Linked DNA regions of Mus musculus: regions 1, 3 and 4 are each linked to region 2. The links are chromatin loops, found by intact Hi-C in ENCODE. Cell type or tissue: heart. All regions are shown on one strand. Region 1 holds the start of Fbf1 (Fas (TNFRSF6) binding factor 1). Region 2 overlaps Evpl (envoplakin). Region 3 holds the start of Mrpl38 (mitochondrial ribosomal protein L38). Region 4 holds the start of Wbp2 (WW domain binding protein 2).

Region 1 (5,000 bases), 52 kb before region 2:
ATCTGCACCCACATGCACACACACATTCATAGAATTAAAAACAAAATCTGGACACAGCATAATGCTGAAATACCAGGACTTGGGAAGAGGTTAAAAAAAAATCCCGAATCTCAAGGCTATCCTCAGCTACATAGCAAATTCAGGGCCAACCTGGGCTACGCAAGTCTCAAAAATAAATAAATACACATAAATAAAAGGTAGAATTCAGCATTTCCCAGTGCTTGGCTCCAAGGCTCTTAAGAATCCTTCACTTAAGAGATCAAAACCCAGCAGGGTAGCAGTGGTTCATGCCTTTAATCATAGCACGCAGGAGGTAGAGGCAGGCAGATCTCAGAGCGTGAAGCCAGCCTGGTTTACAGCGCAAGTTCCAGGACAGCCAGGAATTGGTCAAACCTATTTCTATAATCCCAGAATTCCTGAATTGAATGCCATTCAGTGAGTAAAGGTGCTATTGCCAGCAGGCCTGCCTATCTGAGTTGGATAGCCCAGGACACGCATTATGGAGGTAGAGAATTGACTCCTGCAAGTCTTCCTTTTACCTCCATGTGCGTGTGTGCTCCACTACGCCAGATGAGTAAGTAAAGTTCAAAAAGAATTCCTGAGGTGGGTATGATCATACACACTTAGCGGCAACCCTAGAACTTGGCAGGAAAATCACAAGTTCTAGGCCAACCTGAGGTATGTAATAGAAAAAGCAGTCTGGAGGTGGTAGCACTTAGGAGGCAGAGGCAAGTGGATTTCTGGGTTTGAGGCCAGCCTGGTCTACAGAGTGACTGCTAGGACAGCCAGAGCTACACCGAAAAACCCTGACAAACAAATCAAAAGAGACAGAGATGAGTATTTGAGCTGGACTGGATCCCCAGTACCCATAGGGGCTTACAAACTGTCACTCCCATCGGGGACAGATGAATGGATCGATGTGTTTTTTGATTGCCCAGACATGCATGTGGTGCACAGACAGACACACAGACAAAACACCCATACGCATAAAATTAAAATTTTAAAAAGAAGAAAAAGTTAGGCAGTGCTTCATACCTGCAATCCCAGCACTTGGGAGGCTGAAGCAGGATTGCTGAGTTAGGGGCCAGCTTGAATGATATATATAGTGAATTCTTGGGCTAGGGTAAGCTCCTGCCGCAAGAAACAGATTGGGGGAGGGGTGGGAGGGAGAGAGAATACATGAGGATTCCTTATTCACTTATCGGCCTTTCCTTGGCTTGGAGAGTATTTTAAAAGTAGACCATATCCTTTACCCTGGAAGTGGTGACAAGTGGAGCCATTTGGAAAGAGAAACCACATCCGGACTCAAATCCCTTGCCAGGAAACTCTCTATAGGCTGCATCTAGCACAAAGCCTGACAGTGAGTTCACATATGATAAACATTTCATACAGGGAACAGAATTTCTCAGCATTTCCTACCTCCTCTTTGTCTCTTACACTTCACCCAAACCCACCTTCACGTGCCTAGGAAGAAAGGCAGCTGGGGCGCTCATCTGTCTTCTCGGTGTGCCTAGTCTCTTATTAAAATGCAAAGTGTATCTGGGGTTGTGGACACAGGGGAATGCTTGTGTTTCTCCTGTGCAATGGCAACTTTAGCGATCTACAAGTCCAAACGCGTTTTCGCTCATATCACATCAAAGAATTTCTGCTATCTCCTATGCATTCCGTCGCAGCTTCCCAGACAGGGCCGGGGGTACATTTTCTAGGGGCAGCTTGTAATGGCCAAAGTGTTCCAGAATATTGTCACGTCTTCACATATTCAACCAACTCCATGAAGGCATTTTAAAATCCGCGAGCCCGCCCCTCAGCCACAGCGGGTCCCGGAGTGTAGCGCCAGGCCAGGCATTGTGCCTCTCAATGTTCCATCCCCCGCGCGCCCATCCCGTCTGAATCCAGACACAGCCGAGCTTCTCCCTAGTCCCTAGGGGCCCTGTTAAGAGCTGTCCTTTCAGAAACAAGGCCACGGAAACCAAGCCCAACCAGATCCCAGGGTTCCGACTCCACTCAGTGCGCTCCGTTCGGCCAGGCCTACCACCTCTCCGCCGGCGACAGTCCCACCTCGCAGCCTCTGGCCTCAAATAGACGGTGGCGTGGAGGATTCTAGGAACTGTAGTCCGTCGCCCGTTCACTAGCGGGCCGAACCACAGGACTTGACCGGAAGGACTACATCTCCCAGCGTGCCCCGCAGCGGGGGCAAGGCGTCTGTTGGATGCTCCGCGAGTTGCTAGGAGCTGTCTCAACGTCACTCCCGTGAAGCGCGGGGAAAGCATCTCCCGACTAGGTGCAAGGGAGTTCCTCAAGTTCGGAGGGCTAATTGGTGACCATGATCTTCTTCTTGATCAATCATAAGGTCAAAGCTGCTCTGTCAGAAGACCCAAAACTATCAACAAAGGCACACAGTGGACATGCCACGCCCAGAATCATAGCGTTTGAAACCTAGGCTAGACCTAGATTGTCAATTTCCTAGGTCAAAACTGGCTGTTGAGACCAGCTACATAATAGTGTCTCGGAATTAACACAACACACTTTCTTAGGTGCAATCCAAAGAAGGAGTAAATAAATCTCTAGCCAGAGGCAAGGTGGTGCTCTGCCAACACAGATGCTCCAACTCTCTACAAATTTAATTTTAAAAAATTGTTTTATATGTGCTGATGTTTAGATCGAGTCCACCCTCCATTGTACTATTGTACCTGCTCCAAATCTTCCCATAGCTGTTTCCTCCCCAACTTCATGTGTTCTTATAGAAAAGAACTTAGTGCCTTGAACCCAAGACTACCAGCCCAGGGATGGCACCACTCACCATGGGCTAGGCCCTCCCCCATTGATCACTAATTGAGAAAATGCTTTACAGCTGGATCTCATGAAGGCAATTACTCATCTGATGCTTTTTCCTCTCTGATGACTCTAGGGTGTGTCAGGTTATACACAAAATCAGCTAATACACCTGTCTTACAAGGAAAGAGAGGAGAAGGAAGAAGGAAGAGGAGGAAGAAGAGAAGGAAGAGGAGGAGGAAGAGAAGAAGGAAGAAGAGGAGGAGAAGGAAGAGGAGGAGGAGGACAAGGAGGGGGAGGAGGAGGGAGAGGAGGGGGAGGAAGAAGAGGAGGAGGAAGAGGAGGGGGAGAAAGGAGGAGGAGGAGGGGAAGGAAGAGGAGGAGGAGGAGAGGGGAGGAAGAGGAGGAAGAGGAGGAAGGGGGAGGAAGAGGAGGAGGAGGAGGTGGAAGAGGAGGGGAGGGAGAATCTTGTATACAGTTTGTAGGAGGGAAATGGAACAGACTCAGGAGAAAGCAACCATACCACGGATGATGTCGGCCGGAAGCTAATCAAGCAGTGCTGCCTAAAAGGGACACAGGTTCTCTCAGGGACACCACATAAAAGGGACACAGGTTCTCTCAGGGACATAACATAAGAGGGACACAGGTTCTCTCAGGGATATCACATAAAAGGGACACAGGTTCTCTCAGGGACATCACATAAGAGGGACACAGGTTCTCTCAGGGACACCACATAAAAGGGACACAGGTTCTCTCAGGGACATCACATAAAAGGGACACAGGTTCTCTCAGGGACATCACATAAGAGGGACACAGGTTCTCTCAGGGACACCACAGACCAAGCACAGGAGTGTCTTGGGAATGATAACTCACACTCTTTTTTTTTTTTTTTTTTTTTTAAAGATTTATTTATTATTATATGTAAGTACACTGTAGCTGTCTTCAGACACTCCAGAAGAGGGAGTCAGATCTTGTTACGGATGGTTGTGAGCCACCATGTGGTTGCTGGGATTTGAACTCTGGACCTTTGGAAGAGCAGTCGGGTGCTCTTACCCACTGAGCCATCTCACCAGCCCCAACTCACACTCTTTAGGAAGAAAAAGTCAAATTCCCACAAACTGAATCCTCAATCCTTCAAGGCCCTGGCCCCAGCCTCAGACTAGACCTCAAGTCTGCCCCTGGGCAAGGACACAGAACTAGCAATCCTTTTTTCCTTTCATGGGGCCTCTGGGAAGCCTTCCTTACAGGTTAGATGATTAGTTAAGATAGAGCTCGAATGAGACCTCCAAACTGTAACAGGGCCCCAGACTTAATAGGCCCCAAAACTGACTCCATGATGGAAGTACCATTCAGGCTATAACATTCAGTGAGCAGACAGCACCACCTGTCAACACTAAAACCAAGACCTAATCCATCAAAGTCCATAGTTCTGAGAAAGTCTCAATGTACTAACCTTGCCTTTTGGATTCTGTAGTAGTTCCCCTTCTGACTTCTTTTTTTTTTTTAAGATTTATTTATTTATTTATTTATTTATTTAATGTAAGTACACTGTAGCTGTCTGACAGTACAGAAGAGGGCATCAGATCTCATTACGGGTGATTGTGAGCCACCATGTGGTTGCTGGGATTTGAACTTTGGACCTTCGGAAGAACAGTCGGGTGCTCTTACTCACTGAGCCATCTCACCAGCCCCTGACTGTTCTTAACTGAAGTATGTCAACCCAGAACATTGTTTTTGTGTTTAAAAGCTCATTCTGAGAAAGGCTGAGGGCTACACTGGGATCCCAAACACCCAGTGTAGTTGCCAGCCAGCTAATAAGGACTTCCTATTGGCTTAAAGCCAGGTTGGAGCAGAGTCTTCTCTGGTGGATGCCCCATGACACTGACCCCAAATGTTCCTATTTCCTGATCTCCTGGGCCTTCCTCTCTCGGGAACCTGTCACCGAGGAAGCTCCTGATCCTGTACCTAATTCACTTCCTATGAAGATCCCTCTAGGTGATGACTTTGTAAAGTTCTAGGCTGCAAGTAAAAGCTGTGCAGGGGAGGAAAGCCAGGAATTAAGATTAAAATATGAAACTGGGTAGTGACGGTACATGTCTTTAATCCCAGTCCTTGGGAGGCAGCGGACAGCCAGGGCTACTCAGAGAAACTGTCTCAAAAATAAAACAACAAAACAAAACAACAACAACAAAAAACCAACAACAAAACAAAACGGCCCACGATGACTT
Region 2 (5,000 bases):
CAAAGCTCTGTTTCCGGGTGACTCAGAGATTGACCAGCTCTTTCGGATCTTTCGCACCCTGGGGACCCCCAGTGAAGCCACATGGCCCGGAGTCTCCCAGATGCCTGACTATCAGAGTAGCTTCCCCAAATGGAGCAGGAAGGGGCTGGAGGAAATCGTGCCTAGTCTGGGACCAGAAGGCAAGGACCTGCTCCTGGTAGGTACCAATAAACAAGGACAGCATCCTAGCAGCAGCAGAAGGTCCCCTGTTTCAAGCCACCCTCTTATGTAACTAGTCAAGTGAGACTGGACTCCTCTGACCTTTGTAAACACTTGGCTTGTCTCTATATATCCGGTCAGGAGCCGCTCTCCTGATAAATCCAATGTCCACTCTCCCTTTTGAAACTCCTCAAAAGTAGTTAGCTTTGGCTTTGTGCCTTGGCTGTTGTTTTGTGTCTGACTCTCTTGTGGGTTTCCTGCCCCATCTGGGTGGAGCAGTTCTCTGAGCAGAGGCCACACCTCCTCCTGCCTCAGTGTCCCCCATAGCACCTCTCTCACAGGTCAGTCTCCACATAGGACTGGCTGTGCAGGGCAGCTCTTCCCTACCTGTGGACCACTGGCTCCCTACTGATGATGCTTCAGCTGCCTCCTGGGCCTCAGAGCCAGCCCTGTTTGCTCACAAGCATGATGTCCCCATTTCTGGGTTTGCCCATGCTGGGCCAGGGAAGAAAGGGCAGGGCCGCCATCGAGGCCAAAGTGACCTCACCAGAAGGCTATGTGTGCTGCCTAGCAACCTAGCGCCAGCAGGATGGCAGGCACTTCCTGCTAAAGCCACTTTTCCTTCAAATGCTGTTTCCTGGCACCCTGCCTGGGTTATGTGTGTGACTACAGAGAGTGAGCTGCATAGGCCTGCTCTTAGGCTGTTAGCTCCTCCTCCACTTGTTCTGTCTATCCTGCCCCAGCACAAGTGCGCACTCTTTGGACATCTGTTCTCAAGCAGGAGCAGGTGGAACCATGAATCATAGGCCTGGACTCAAAAACTAACTGTTTAACCTCAGTTCTGGGAGCGTCCAGACCTGGCTTAAACGCTGGGGAACTCAGGCTAAGATGGTTCAGTTGGCAACGTGCTTGCCATATAAACATGAGAGCTTGGCTTCAGATCTGCAGAACCACACAAAGCCTGGGGGTAGGGTGGCTCAGTGGGTAAGGCTCTTGAGGCCCAGTCATGGTACCTAAAGCTGAACACAGAAGCAGGAGTCTGTAACTCCACTGCTCCAAGGGCAGGATGGGGGCCTGAGACAGGGGGATCCCTGGAGCTCACAGGTCAGCTAGCCTGGCCTATGCAGTGCTGGCAAACAAAGAGGCCCTATTTGGGGGCTGGAGAGATGGCTGCTCTTGCAGAGTTCAGTTCCCAGCACCCATACCAGGAGTCTCATAGTCAACTCTAATTCCAGTTTGGGGGGAGGGGGGGACCTGCTTTTCAGGCATGGCTCTCCCTCCCCCTGGGACCTGTTGAAGGGACTCCCTCTCTACCCTGATTTCACCCAACAGTCTCTTGTCCTTCCTCCCCCAGCGACTCCTGCAGTATGACCCCAGCCAGCGGATCTCAGCCAAGACTGCCCTGGCCCATCCCTACTTCTCTCCTGGACACTCCCTAGCACCCCAACAATGTACAGCAGGGCGTTCCTCCCGCTGAGAACACGTATGTGGGGCCCACCACCTCACACCCTCGCCAGCTGCCTCCCTCCCTTTCTGCCTTTCTGGGGAAGAACAGACCCTGAGGGGCTTGGGTTCATGTCGTCTACAGGTTGGCAAGTTCCTGTATTGTTTGTTGGATTTAATGGAGCACTTTCGAAAGGCATGCAGGTGCTCCCTGCCCAATTGGGGGCAGGGCACAGAACTCCTCTGAATGACCAGACAGTAGGTGTCAGGTTAGATAAGAGACCCTAGCCCTTCGCCTTCACTGCACAGCTGCAGAGCATGGCCCCTGAGAGAGGGTGCCCTCTGCTGGTCTTTTGGTTTAGGCTGTTGGGAGAGTTGAATTCCAGTTCAGAGGACCTAGTTAAACAGGAGGAGGGGCAGGGCAGTTCTCTGATCCTAAGAGTGGTTACAACACCTGAGGGTGTTCTAAGTAGTCGCGTCATCAAAAATAGGCAGTTGATGTCCTTCTGTGTGACACATGGAAAATAAATGTAACTTCTTCCTGAGCTTTTGGTGTCAATCTTCGTATGGGGGACATGGTCTGACAACAAAGGGAAGCTCTCCACAGAGAGCTAGAGGCAGTTCTGGCAGGAACTGAGGGGCTATGGGGCTTCCAGGGTCTCCTTTCATGACCTTCTGTTTCTCAGGCAGGTGAGCTGGGCACATCTACCCCACACAACACATACTTTGGGGTGGGGGAATCCCCAAGCAGTACTGCTTCTGGGCTCACACCCCAGACACACTGACCCCGCAACCCCAAATGAGAGGAGACTCGGCACAGAGATAATCCATTTATTAGAAGCACGGGGTGGGGAGGAACAACGGAACTTCCCATATTTGGGGACAGAGCCCAACACCACAAACGATTGCGCAGTGAGGTGGACACTCAGGAGGAGGACCCGCTGCCTCGGATTACGCAGCTCCAGGGCAAGGTGACGTGTGCATTCTCCCTCCCCCTCTGCAGAGCCCCTCATCAACGCACACAGGATCTTGGCAGGGTGGGGGAGGCCGCGCGGTAGCAGCGATAGCCTTCTAGCATGGCGGGGAGCAGTAGTAGGCCACTTAGAGGATCTTTGCGGCAGCGCCCCATGGCCTCCTTGTAGCTCAGCCTCTCCTTGGTGATGGGGTCTGTCAGATCCTTCTCGTAGCCGGATTCATCTTGCAGGAGCTGGCCCAGGTCTTCGCTGATCATCCCGCAGAGCACAGCCTGAGGGACGGGGATGCGTCCCGTCCTCTTGGGGTCGATGAGGCCCCCAGTCAGGTGCTGTACCAGCAGGTGGGGAAGCACGCTTTCCTGGGGCATCCAGCCCTTCTGGATGGCCTCACCCACCGACAGCCTCTTCCTGGTGACAGGGTCCTCGATGCCGGTGAAGGCCTTCTGAGCATTGAGCAGCCGTTGAGTGGAGGTGTTCTCAATGAGTCCCCGCTCCACCGCCTTGTGTACGGAGTACCGTTCTCGGCTAAGAAGGTCAACAATGCCTCCCGTGGCTGCCTGGGCCTCCAACAGCTTCTGCCCAGTGATAGGATCCAGCATGTTCTTGGCCACAGCTGCCTTGATGCTACACTTGTTGTCTGTGGTTGTATCGTAGATCCCCGCGATGGGGAAGCTATCCTCAGTGAGCCCAAAAGAGAGGCCTGGGGAGAAGAAGCCGGTACTCTGGGGGCCTGGGGAGCAGACTGGAGACTTGGAGATGATGGACCCAATGGAGAGTGAAGAACTCGGCTTGGTCTCCCCTGCCACAAGCAGGGCAAACTCGGAGATGGGGAGGCGGCCATCTTTGTACCTGTGGTACTCTTCTTTGGAAATGCGGCGGCAGCGGAGGGCGGCCTCGATGGAGTATTGCTTCCCGCTCTTGCGGTCCAGGAGCACAGACTCCTCCCCGCAGGGGCTGGAGGTTGTGACTTCTTCCCAGTCACACTCCAGCTCCTGCAGCTGGAGATACTGGCCTCTGTCGATGACACCCCTCTTGTAGGCCTCGTAAGGAGACATGTCATTGCCGGTCTCCGGTTCCAAGATGCAGATCTTGGTGGAGAGGTTGGTCTCCCGGGTCTGGGTCTCCTGGTTGAGCTCCTCCCGGCTCACCTTGGTGTGCAGGTCCCTGAGGGTCCTCTCTTTCTCGTAGATCTTGTCCTTTTCCTGGAGAATGGCAGCCTCGAGCTGCGTGACCGCCTGGCTCCGCTGGGCGGCCTTCTGGCGCTCGCTCTCCGTCTTCTGGCTAAGCAGCCTCCCCTCCTCCTGTAGCTGCCGGGCTTTCTGCTGTTTCTGCTGCTCCAGCTCCCGCAGCTGTCTCTGCAGCCGCCCGCAGTCCTGGCTTGCCTGGTCCCGGGCCCTCTGGAGCTCAGCTTCCTCGCGGGACCAGGACCTCCTCAGAGCCTCGGCTCGGTCGATCCGCTCCTGCAAGCTCCGGACATCCTCCTCCCGGCCCTTGCGGGCTGCGCGCTCCCGGTTAAGGATCTCCCACACTCGGGCCCTCTCGCCCTCCAGCACCGGGTCCTTCTCGACCCTGATCACTTCCTTGTATATGGTCTTCTCCTGTGATTTAGTTTTCTGGAGGAGGTCGACCTGAACCTGCAGACCCTGGCACTCCCGGTGCAGCTCGGTCACGCGGTTCTTCTCCTGATCCAGCTCGCGCCGCAGAGCTTCTGTAGACCTCTCCAGGTCAGGATCTTTCTCTAACTTGACCACTTCCTCCATGATGATCTTTTCCTGCAGGGCAGGGGGCCGCTTCTCCAGCTCCTGGATCTTCAGGGTCAGTTGCCGCAGCTCCCTCTCGGCGGCCAGCTTCTTGCTGCGATCCTCCTCGAAGCTGAGCCTGGCCTCCTCCTCCTCAACTCTGGCGCCCAGCTGCCGCACCTCCAGCTCCAGCTGCCGCCGGCGCCCCACCTCCTCATCCAAGCTGCGGCTCAGCCGGCTGTGCTCCTCGCGCAGCTTCGGGTCCTTCTGGGTGACCACCACCTCCTGCACCACTATCTGCTCCTCGGGCCGCCTCCTCTCCAGCAGCAGTAACTTGTTCTGCAGCTCGTACACAGCATCCTCCGTGGCTCGCCTCCTCTGGACAGCCTCCCGCACCTCCTGCCGGAGCCTCTCGGCCTCCTTCTCCAGCACCGGATCCTTCTCGTGCCGCACGACTTCTTTGCTCACCATCTTGGTCTCCACCTTGGACCTTTCCCGCTTCCACTCATCGCGTTCGCCCTGGAGCCGGATGAGCTGCTCCTGAGAGCGCCCGTTGGTGTTGACCAGTTCGTTGAGCTGAGCCTTGAGACGGTCGATCTCCCGCAGCACCTCTGGGTTCTTCTCGTGCCTCACCACCTCCTGAGTC
Region 3 (5,000 bases), 81 kb before region 2:
AGGGTGGGGTGAGTACAGCAGACACTTTTCCTCACTGGACCAACACCCCGGCCCCAAATCAAACATCATTGTTGAGCAGCCTGACTTTATCTAGTTCTGTCCCCCTGATACTCCAGGAAAGGATGAAACACTTGACCCACTAAGCTGACCTATGCAGTCTGCTTCCCGGAACTGAACAGGGCTCAGCCATACAGCAAATGAGATATAAAGTAAAACTCTGGCATCTGGACCCCAGACTGGGTCCCAGCGTGGGAAACTGAGGCAGATGGGTTTCCTAACTGGTTATCAGAATCACCTTTCAAATGACTCAAAGGTAGCTGGGCTATGGAGGTTTGGTCTGTTGCTGTGTATTGCAATGCTAAATACTGGCTCTGGTTGCCCCCAGGGAGAAGGGATTCTCAGGTAGACCCTAGACACAAGTGATGCTATGTAACCTTGCCCCCAAAGTTATCCCTGATTGGTGAATAACGATGCCTACAGCTGAGCAGAAGGGAGCTAGGTGGGATTTTGGTTCCCAGGCTGGGTGTCTGAGGTGGGGACTAAGAGGGAGGGAGAGAGAGAAAGTGGACACAGAAGATGCCATGGGGTTAGGGACCATGAAAACTGGCCATGAGGGCAGTCCAGCTGGAGGAAGTGTCATATCTCGGGGTTACTGGCAGAGAAGTAGACATAACAGTATTGAGTAGATATGTGCCCAGCTCTAGTGCTTTAAGGCTTTGTGACTTGTATCTAGGAGTTGAATGATCAAAGGTGAGTAGAAACCCCTGACTGAGATTAAATAATTATAACACTGGGCAGTGATGGCACACACTTTTAATCCCAGCACCCAGGATGCAGAGGTGGGCAGATCTCTGAGTTCAAGGGCAGCGTGGTCTGTATGAGTTCCAGGACAGGCAGGGCTACACAGAGAAACCCTGTCTTAAAACAACAACAAAGAAAGAAAGAAAGAAAAACAAGGAAAGAAAAACATGATTCAAAGGTGGTTATGAACACAACACACACCTAAGTCTTTTTTTTTGTTTTGTTTTTTTTTTTGTTTTTTCGAGACAGGGTTTCTCTGTTTAGCCCTGGCTGTCCTGAAATTCACTTTGTAGACCAGGCTGCACACTTAAGTCTTGGGTAGAGTTAGTAATAGTTTTAGGCAGATTTAAGGAGATGGGGCACCAGCTGGTGGCAAATGCTTTTAATTCCAAAACTTGGGAGGCAGAGAGAGGCAGGTGGATTTGTGGGTTGAGGCCAGCCTGGTCTATATAGTGAGGCCCTAATCTCTAGCCAGGCCTTGGTGGTTCCCAGCTGCACTCTCAGTTAACTGGGAGGCGGAACAAGGCAGTCCTCCATCATCCTCGTTACACAGTGAGTTCAAGGCCACCCTGGGCTAATAAGACCCTATCTCAAACAACAAAAACCAAAAAGCCAAATAATGCATCTTTTTGTTTTGTTTTCTTTTCCTTTTTTGTTAATTTTTTCTGTTTTTTGCTTTGTCTTCATTTTCTTTCGTTTTCAAACAATGCATCTTTACTACCCCATACTACCACCTCCATCCCCAAGACAGGGTTTTTCCGTGTGCTCTGACTGTCTTGAAACTCACGGTGTAGATTAGGCTAGCCCCTAAGTCAAGAGCTCCGTTTTCCTCTGCCTCCTAAACGCTGCGATTAAGTGCGTGGGCCTCCACCATCCGGCTGAGTCTCAGTTTTACAGACAGATTAAGCTATGCGTATATCACTTGGACGTTTGCTTAAATTCAGAACTACACGTCTGAGGGGCACGCAGGTCCTTCTCGTTCCGGGGGCCCACGGGGACCAAACTGGGGGAGAATACGTCGCTCCCGCACCTGTCTCCTTCACGAAATGCTCCCGGTAGGTCCGCCACCAGTGCGGGGCGCGCGCCTCCTGCTCCGCCCGGCGGCGGTACCGCTCGAAGCTCCGGTACTTCTCCAGCCGCTCCAGGTTGCTCACGTCGATGTCCTCGTTGGGCATGGGCCCGAGCGGGGGTGTCCGGCGGCTGAGGAAGGCTGCGGGCACAGACAGGGACGTCACGCAGGCTTAGGACCGCGACCGGAGCTACAGAGGCCCAAGAGCTCCACGACCTCACACCACTCACCCGAGGTGCTGAAGCCCCGGCATCTCCCAATTCCGAAAAACGCCGCACGCCACCAGGGCGCCGCCATCTTTCCCCCAGGTCGCCAAAGACGCCCGTAGGACCCAGACAGAGGTGGCCGGAGAGAAGCCTGCGCGTCCGGCGGGAGGCTCCGCCTCCATAGCCCCGCCCCGTGGGAGACCCCGCCCCCCGCCCCGCCCCGCCCCGCCCCGCGGTCTCAAGCTCCTGACGTAATGCTGAAAGTCCTGGGACCTTCCCATTGGCGCAAAGTCTAAGAGAGGTCTGATAGTGCGGGCCCGGAAGATGCCTGTTGGATCGCGCGGGGCTGAGAGCTGCCACTAGGAGGCAGCACAAAGGTACAGCTTCAAGAACAACTATGGGTTTTGACCCCAGGGATCTCACTCACCTTCCTCTGGCCCTGACACAGGGATTGATAGAGGAGGATTCTGGAGTCAGACTTGGGAATAAAACAGGTAATAATAGTGCTCGCTTCGCAGGATTTGCACCTTGGTGCATCTGTTCTCTCTTGATCATCTCCAATTCACAGTTCTAGTGCTCTCTACCGCTTTTTGACCCAGCCTCAGCCCTTCTGCCCTGGAACTCAAGTTTCCAGTATAGCAAAGCTCTACTCCTTCAGCTTCTCCCCAGATCACAAGGTGTCTGCTGTTGTTGTCTTCTCCTTCTGTGACCTGCCGGCCCCGAAGTGCTCTCTCAAGGAAGTCCTGACATCCCCAATCCAGGCCAATGACTGCTAGTTTTTTTGCTAACAGAAGTCTGACCCTTGAACTCACAGTGAAATGCAGTGAGGTCTCGATATCCAGCAGAAATGGCCACAGCTTAAATTCCACAGCACCCAGGCAGCTAAGCCTCTCACCATCACTTCTAATTCCTCCAATAGTGAGCAGCTGCTGTCTGACAAGTGTTGGAGTTCACAGGTCAGGACACCACAGCCTTGCCTTGAGGAGTTGATGGGTACTGAAGGGTTCTTGCTGAGTGTGAGGGGAACTGAACACTTGCAGGGTGTTCATATGGTCTCACTTGCTGTTTTATCCTTTTGTTTCTGAACCCTCTTATATGAGTCTCTCCAGCTCCTCTCTCTGCCCTTGTACTGCTGAAGAGTCATGGTGTCTCCACGAGTGGGTGGAGACTGCTCAGCTAGGTAGCCTGTTCTTCGTTCTGATTCTCCCTGTCTGGGAAGCTCTGAAGAGAGGATCTTGTTTGTATTTCAACTGTTTGAGAGACCTAACAAGGATTCACACATATCCAGCCTGGAAGCAATGGCTCTAACAATATTAATTTTAAATGAGCTAGGTTTTTGCTATATACCCCTGCCTACTTGGCAGTTATTTTGTAGCCTTGAACTCACGACAGTCATTTTTATTTTCTTGTATATTACATCCCAAACCCCAGTTTCCCCTCCCTCCTCTCCTGATTTCCCTGCCTTGGTCCACTCCTCTTCCTCTTACCATGGCCTCCCAAATGCTGAGATTACAGGCGTGTGGTGATACCACACTGCCTCACGTCAGAGATTTGAATTCTTCTTCACATCTTCCTGACACATGTCAAGGTCCCTGGGAGCACTTCCAGTGCCCCTCATGCCACCAGGTGCAGTTCTGCCCTCTGCTCCTTCCCCAGCAGGCAGTCTTCTGACACACTCACTCTTGCCCCCTCTCATCTAGATTGTTACTCACAGCCTCAAATTGGTGTTTGAGACAGGGTTCTCTGTGTAGCTTGGCTGTCCTGGAACTCACTCTGTAGAGCAGGCTGGCCTTGAATCCTGAGGTTTGCCTGCCCCTGTTGCCTGAGTGCTGGGATTAAAGGCATACATGACCACTGCCCAGCATCACTTTTATTTATATTTTTATGAGACAGTATCTTTCAGTGTGTCGCAGACTCTCCTAATTCTCAAGCCTACAGCCTCCGGAGTGCTGGGATCACACCTGTCACTAGCACAGCCAGCCTCCTGAGTGCGGGATCACACCCGTCACTAGCACAGCCAGCCTCCCGAGTGCTGGATCACACCTGTCACTAGCACAGCCAGCCTCCCGAGTGCTGGATCACACCTGTCACTAGCACAGCCAGCCTCCCGAGTGCTGGGATCACACCTGTCACTAGCACAGCCAGCCTCCTGAGTGCGGGATCACACCCGTCACTAGCACAGCTAGCCTCCCGAGTGCTGGATCACTGCTGTCACTAGCACAGCCAGCCTCCCGAGTGCTGGATCACACCTGTCACTAGCACAGCCAGCCTCCCGAGTGCTGGGATCACACCTGTCACTAGCACAGCCAGCCTCCGGAGTGCGGGATCACACCCGTCACTAGCACAGCCAGCCTCCCGAGTGCTGGATCACACCTGTCACTAGCACAGCCTGCCTCCCGAGTGCTGGATCACACCTGTCACTAGCACAGCCAGCCTCCCGAGTGCTGGGATAACACCTGTCACTAGCACAGCCAGCCTCCTGAGTGCGGGATCACACCCGTCACTAGCACAGCTAGCCTTCCGAGTGCTGGATCACTGCTGTCACTAGCACAGCCAGCCTCCCGAGTGCTGGATCACACCTGTCACTAGCACAGCCAGCCTCCCGAGTGCTGGGATCACTGCTGTCACTAGCACAGCCAGCTAAGCTCACACTCTTCCTAAGCTCGCTTCACTACTCAGGAAGACCAAGGTTTTGGGGAGTCTCTTTGCATTGCCTGTCATCCCATGTGCTGGAAGTCACCCCCTTTCCCTTTGGGAGATGGCAGAAATGCAAGGTGGCCCCATAATGCCAGCTGATCCTTTCGACCCACGATTCTCCATTCAGGGTTAACTTGGGACTGCTTATGTGTTAGGAGGACTGAGTCCCAGCGGGTACCATGCCTGCCTTGTATATCACATTCTCCCCTGTGGGGCATCAAGGAGAT
Region 4 (5,000 bases), 130 kb before region 2:
TGTATATATGTATGTATGTAAAAGATATGATTCTATATTTGCTTTGGACCCCCTGATGCTGGAGTTACATGTGGTTGTGAGCTGTTCCATATGGATGCTGGGAACTAAACCTGGGTTCTCTGGGAGAACAGGAAGTATTTCTAACTGCTAAACCAGCTCTCCAGCCCCTAGTCCAAGCTTCTCTAGCTGCAGCAGCAGAAAACTTCTGCACATAAAGCCCTTAAGATAGGGGCGCGAGTGCGTGTGTGTCTTTGTGTGTGTATGTACTCAATTCTCTGGGAAGAGTTCACAACTTTTCTTTTTCTTTTTTCTTTTGGAGACAGGGTTTCTCTGTGTAGCTCTGGCTGTCCTGGAACTCACTCTGTAGACCAAGCTGGCCTTGAACGCACAGAGATCTGCCTGCCTCTGCCTCTTGAATGCTGGGACCAAAGGCATGCACCACCACCTCCCGGCAAGTTCACAGCTCTTATCTCTATCAGTGGTTTGTGAATTAAAGATTAATGTTTACAAGTTTAAATTCCAAAGTTTGAGCATCATACTTAAACTTCAATTATTGCTGACACATTTGTTTCAGAAGTGTGGCTCAAGTTATTCCTTAGAACCCTACTGGTAGCAATGAGCTATGAACCAGGTGCTGAGGCCCAGGAGGGTAGATACCACCTAGGTAAGACTCAGTTTAAGAGACAAAAAATTCCCAGTATGGTAGCACATGCCTTTAACCCCAGCACTCAGGAGGCAGAGGTAGGTGAATCTCTGTAAGTTCAAGGCCAGCCTGGACTACCTAGTGAGTCCTGGACAGCCAGGGCTCTATTACACAAAAAACACTGTCTTGGAAAAACAAACAAAAAGGAATCACTCCCAAATAATGAAACTAAAGAGCCCTGGTGAATTCCTTGCACTTAAAAGCCTGAGGTAGGAGGACTGCCTCAAATTCAAGGCCAACCTGGGCTACAGGAATGAAACCATACCTCAAAAACCAGAGAGACTGGTAGAAGTGGGGACAGTCATTAGATGGCATCAGAGTACTTGGCTCAGCCAAAGAACTGGACAAAGTATACCAGAAAACAATGTAAGGTTTCTCAGATTACAAGATAAAAAGGTTTGAGTTCGTATGGTTCCATTCAGCTGTCTCCTCCTGTCCCAAATATCCTTTCTTGGTGCAATAAAAGAGGGGCAGCTCAGGTTAAAGAAGTGGTCACCAGGCACATGTGCTGGCCAGCCCCTTCCCAAGACCTACGCACACGAGGTCAGCAGAACCTGGCCTTGTCACTGCCACCTTCTCCTCTGAGTCAGCTTCCCAGGTGACAAGTCCCAAGATGGGTGCCTGTCTACACTGGGTGTGGGCTCTGACCTCCATCATGTCTCTCTTGGCTCTCAAGTTAATCCAAGCCCGGATAGTGCAAGTCAGGAGAGTCAGAATTCCAAGGAACAAGAAACAAGAGGAACAGAGAAGCCCAGCAGTTCAAGGAGGGGAGAGAAAAAAAGAATCTTAAAGTTGGGAGACCTTTGTTCGGGGAACTGACACAAGCCATTAAGAATTCAAGAGAACCAGGCAAGAGACAAGCCTTTATAAGGGTCACCGGGTTAAGTAGTTGACAGACATTTAGTTCCACCACCTCTAGGGCCTCAGCCTTTCTTTTGGAACTTGAGAAGTTCTGGAATATACGAGAAAACTGTACAGGAGTAGTTAAGCCTATTGACTTTGGGGCCAAGTTACCTTCCTTCAATTCCCCTTCTGTTACTCACAGCACAATGGTCTAAGTTATTTTAACCTCATTAGGCGTCACTTGCCCTACCTGTAAAATGTGTCTAATAGTTTCTGCGGCACAGGATTATGTATTACCTAAGGTAGAGCTGACGCAGCATAGTAAAGACGTAGTGAACGCCTAATAAATAGCAACTATGTTTTAAGACTTCGTTTGGGAAGGGGTTCAAGAAATCACCCGTGGGCCTCACTCGGCTTCCCAAACAAACCCTGACACCATTCTCTGGCCCCACCCCCACCCATCACCCCAGCTGATCAGCACTCCGGCCCTCCCCAACGACCCACCCACTCCCTCCAGCCCCGCCTCCGGCCGTTACCACCCCTTTCTCCCTCTTTCCTCCCCCCCCACGCCCCCCCCCCCACAGCGCTCCATCAATTTCCTTCTCCACCATATCCCACCGCCCACCACACACAGTGGCCGACACCCGCCCTTCAAGTCTCCAGGATCCTTCCGCCGTGTTTTCACCTCTCAGTGTTGTTGACGATCACTCCGCCGCCCTCTGAGTGATTCTTGTTGAGCGCCATAGTCTCTCCCACTGGGGTCCCGAGACTCGCAACGCTCTGCGCTTGCGCTGGTCTTTGGCCCGCCTCTAGTGGCGTCGTTCGTATTACAGTCAGCCAATCATAGTTCCTGCGCGCAGGCTGACCAACCACCTGATCTGGACTGTCACGTGGGGAGAGTTTACTCCCGCTCTCCCTCCCCCAAGTTGCACCTGCATCACAAACAAGCAGCCAACTACAATTCCCAGCAGGCAGTGGTCCGGCAACCGCGGCCTCGCCCTGCGTTTAGTGACGAGTGCATTCTGGAATTTGTAGTCTTTTTTTATATTATAGGCCAGGCTAGAGATTATATTTACAAGACTACTTAAACATTTGTACGCCTCTCTCATCCTAGCTTCCTCATGTTAAGCAAACTCAATCGAAGAAATGTAACTTAAATTTGATGATCTGGTGTATGGTACATTTAAACATTACGTAACCAGCCGTCTTCATTTCCGCAACTGTCATGAGTAGTTCGCGCTTACATTTGGGTATTCATTGCAAACTTACAGAGCAGTGCGAGATGCAGTCCCTTCTACAGTGGACTGGCAAAGCCCGAAAAAAATAAAATACGCCACTTTAATCGACCCAGATCCAGATCCCGGACCCAGAGTCGGACTGTGAACTTCTGGGGACTGAGCGGTCCGCTCCCCACCCTCTTCCCCGCCCAGCACCTGCCGCCTGCCGCCTCGCGATGGCGCTGCTTCCTGCTCTGATCTAGCGGATCCCGCTGCAGAAGTTAAACAGCAGGGTTTAAACAGGACCTAGAATAATTGAGTGGACTGACAAAGCACATGACCAACCGCCAGGTAGGACTTTGAAAATACCACTGACTCGTTTCTGCTAGTGGGTGTCTCCCCACTGCGCTGTAGTGAATCTAAACTCCACCTCTGAGTTGTATCTTTCGCAGGGCTGTCGAGGGTTGGGAGAACTCTTCAGTTTCTGGGTGGCATCTTAGCGTACCTACCCTTAACCTTAAGACACCAGTGTTTGGTTTGAAGCAGACAGCATGGTGCCCTACATCCTGGAACATTGCCACAGATTTGAGGCCAGTTTGGGCTGCATAATGATTTCCAGACCAGCCTCAGCTGCAGAGTAAAACAGTTCTGGGAAATGGCAGGTACATTATTAACTCACAGTGCAAGAGACCCTTCTGTTCGCTTTGGGGTTGTTTGTCTGTTTGTTTGTTTGTTTGTTTGTTTGTTTGTTTTTCTAGGTGCACACTAATAAAAGTCAAATGGCTACAGATTTTTGTTTGTTTGGTTTTTGAGAAAGAGTCCTGAGATTACAGGTGTGTACCACCGAGCCTGGGTTTACAAAGTTATGATGATCAGTTGAGTCCAGTATTCATGCACATCACGAAAAGCACTGTTCTAAGCTGGACTATGTCCCTAGCCAGCCCAGCAGTTTTTAAAGAGCATAGTCCAAGATGGGTATTAGTAATGACGCAATCAGGGATCAGAGGTGAGAGGACGGCTGGGGGTTTGAGCCCTGGCTCCTTGTTTGTGTATTCAATTCCAAACCGTCCAGCGACTCTGTCCCACAAAGATAAAACAGCAACAAATCCAGTAAAAGAAAATCCATAGCCACATCTGGTGGCACACGCCTTTAGTCCCAGCACCCGAATCAGGTGTTCACAATGGACAATGGTCTGTAACTCCACTCCAGGCAGTCTGGTATCTTGTTCTGGCTTCTTTGGGTACCTACATTCACACACACACACACACACACACACACACACACACACACACACACACATACACACGCAAATAAGAAGAAGAAGAGAAAAAGAGGGAAATCCTTTCCCGGAACCTGAGGATCTTTCCTGACACTCAGAGTGTTGCTAACAGGACGGGTGCAGAGTTCATCTCAGGACCCGAGTCTCTGAGAGGGAACACGTTTCTAGGCTCTGATAACACCTCTCGGTGGTTGAGACTCACTGAAGTCACTGGTTTTTTTCCTCTTAACCTGATTGTTATGTTGGGCAGACAACTTACGAACAGCCTTGTTTGGGCCAGTTTCCAACCACTTGACTCCATAAAGCCAAAAGCCTGCTTCCTTGAGCGAATTGTTGGATTGGCCTGGCCAGACTGGTGTTTCCTGATCAACACTTCTGTTCTCTGTAGATAGGAATATTTACGGGTAGGTTAGCACAGGTATCTTTGCTTTATCTCAGCTTCCTCTTTTTTTAAGGATTTATTTATTTATTTATTTTATATGAGTACAGTGTAGCTGTCTTCATGCACACCAGAAGAGGGCATCAGATCCCATTACAGATGGTTATGAGCCACCATGTGGTTGTTAGGAATTGAATTTAGGAAGAGCAGTCAGTGCTCTTAACCGCTGAGACATCTCTCCAGCCCTCAACTTTTTTATTTTTTTATTTTTGTTTTTGTTTTTTTGTTTTTTTGTTTTTGTTTTTTTCGAGACAGGGTTTCTGTGTGTAGCCCCGGCTGTCCTGGAACTCACTCTGTAGACCAGGCTGGCCTCGAACTCAGAGATCTGCCTGCCTCTGCCTCCCAAGTGCTGGGATTAAAGGCGTGCGCCACCACGCCTGGCTTCCTCAACTTATTTCTTAAGAATGTTTTTAATTAGTTATTTTTCTTTTCTTTTCTTTTCTTTTCTTTTTTTTTTTTAACTTCCTTGTTTGTTTTGTTGGTTTGATTTTTTTGAGAGAAGGTTTCTCTGTGCTCTA

The links. Peaks named below come from ENCODE experiments on the same cell type or tissue, not always from the same donor. Only the 100,000 strongest peaks of a DNase experiment are listed, where the experiment ranks them.
Region 1: it touches region 2 in a loop (3.0-fold over the local background); 5 of 42 quality-filtered maps call a loop at or near these places.
Region 3: a loop joins it to region 2, with 6 times the contacts of the local background. A loop is called at or near these places in 10 of 42 quality-filtered maps.
Region 4: it touches region 2 in a loop (2.6-fold over the local background); 7 of 42 quality-filtered maps call a loop at or near these places.

Annotation. Positions count from the first base shown.
Region 1 is chr11:116,166,098-116,171,097 of GRCm38, forward strand. It overlaps Fbf1 (Fas (TNFRSF6) binding factor 1), which reads right to left and starts at 2,081. Exons shown (of 31, transcript NM_172571.3): 1 at 1,455-2,081; 2 at 1,036-1,131. In heart, a CTCF peak has its summit at 2,068; a DNase peak (open chromatin) is centred at 2,114; H3K4me3 peaks cover 2,208 bases; H3K27ac peaks cover 2,054 bases.
Region 2 is chr11:116,218,102-116,223,101 of GRCm38, forward strand. Evpl (envoplakin) reads right to left here. Exons shown (of 22, transcript NM_025276.3): 22 at 2,458-5,000. The coding sequence ends at 2,654. It also overlaps the pseudogene Cdk3. Among named protein-coding and RNA genes, the nearest start is that of Gm33250, 4.7 kb to the right of the region's middle. In heart, CTCF peaks have their summits at 1,987 (motif pointing left) and 3,852; DNase peaks (open chromatin) are centred at 350, 820, 1,950, 3,970 and 2 weaker places; H3K4me3 peaks cover 2,728 bases; H3K27ac peaks cover 3,058 bases; H3K27me3 peaks cover 2,494 bases.
Region 3 is chr11:116,136,611-116,141,610 of GRCm38, forward strand. It overlaps Mrpl38 (mitochondrial ribosomal protein L38), which reads right to left and starts at 2,258. Exons shown (of 9, transcript NM_024177.3): 1 at 2,101-2,258; 2 at 1,832-2,011. The coding sequence starts at 2,167. In heart, a CTCF peak has its summit at 2,440 (motif pointing right); a DNase peak (open chromatin) is centred at 2,321; H3K4me3 peaks cover 1,622 bases; H3K27ac peaks cover 2,141 bases.
Region 4 is chr11:116,084,636-116,089,635 of GRCm38, forward strand. Wbp2 (WW domain binding protein 2) reads right to left here and starts at 2,360. Exons shown (of 8, transcript NM_016852.3): 1 at 2,232-2,360. The coding sequence starts at 2,290. In heart, CTCF peaks have their summits at 2,330, 2,998 and 4,556 (motif pointing right); DNase peaks (open chromatin) are centred at 2,466, 2,996 and 4,326; H3K4me3 peaks cover 2,320 bases; H3K27ac peaks cover 3,508 bases.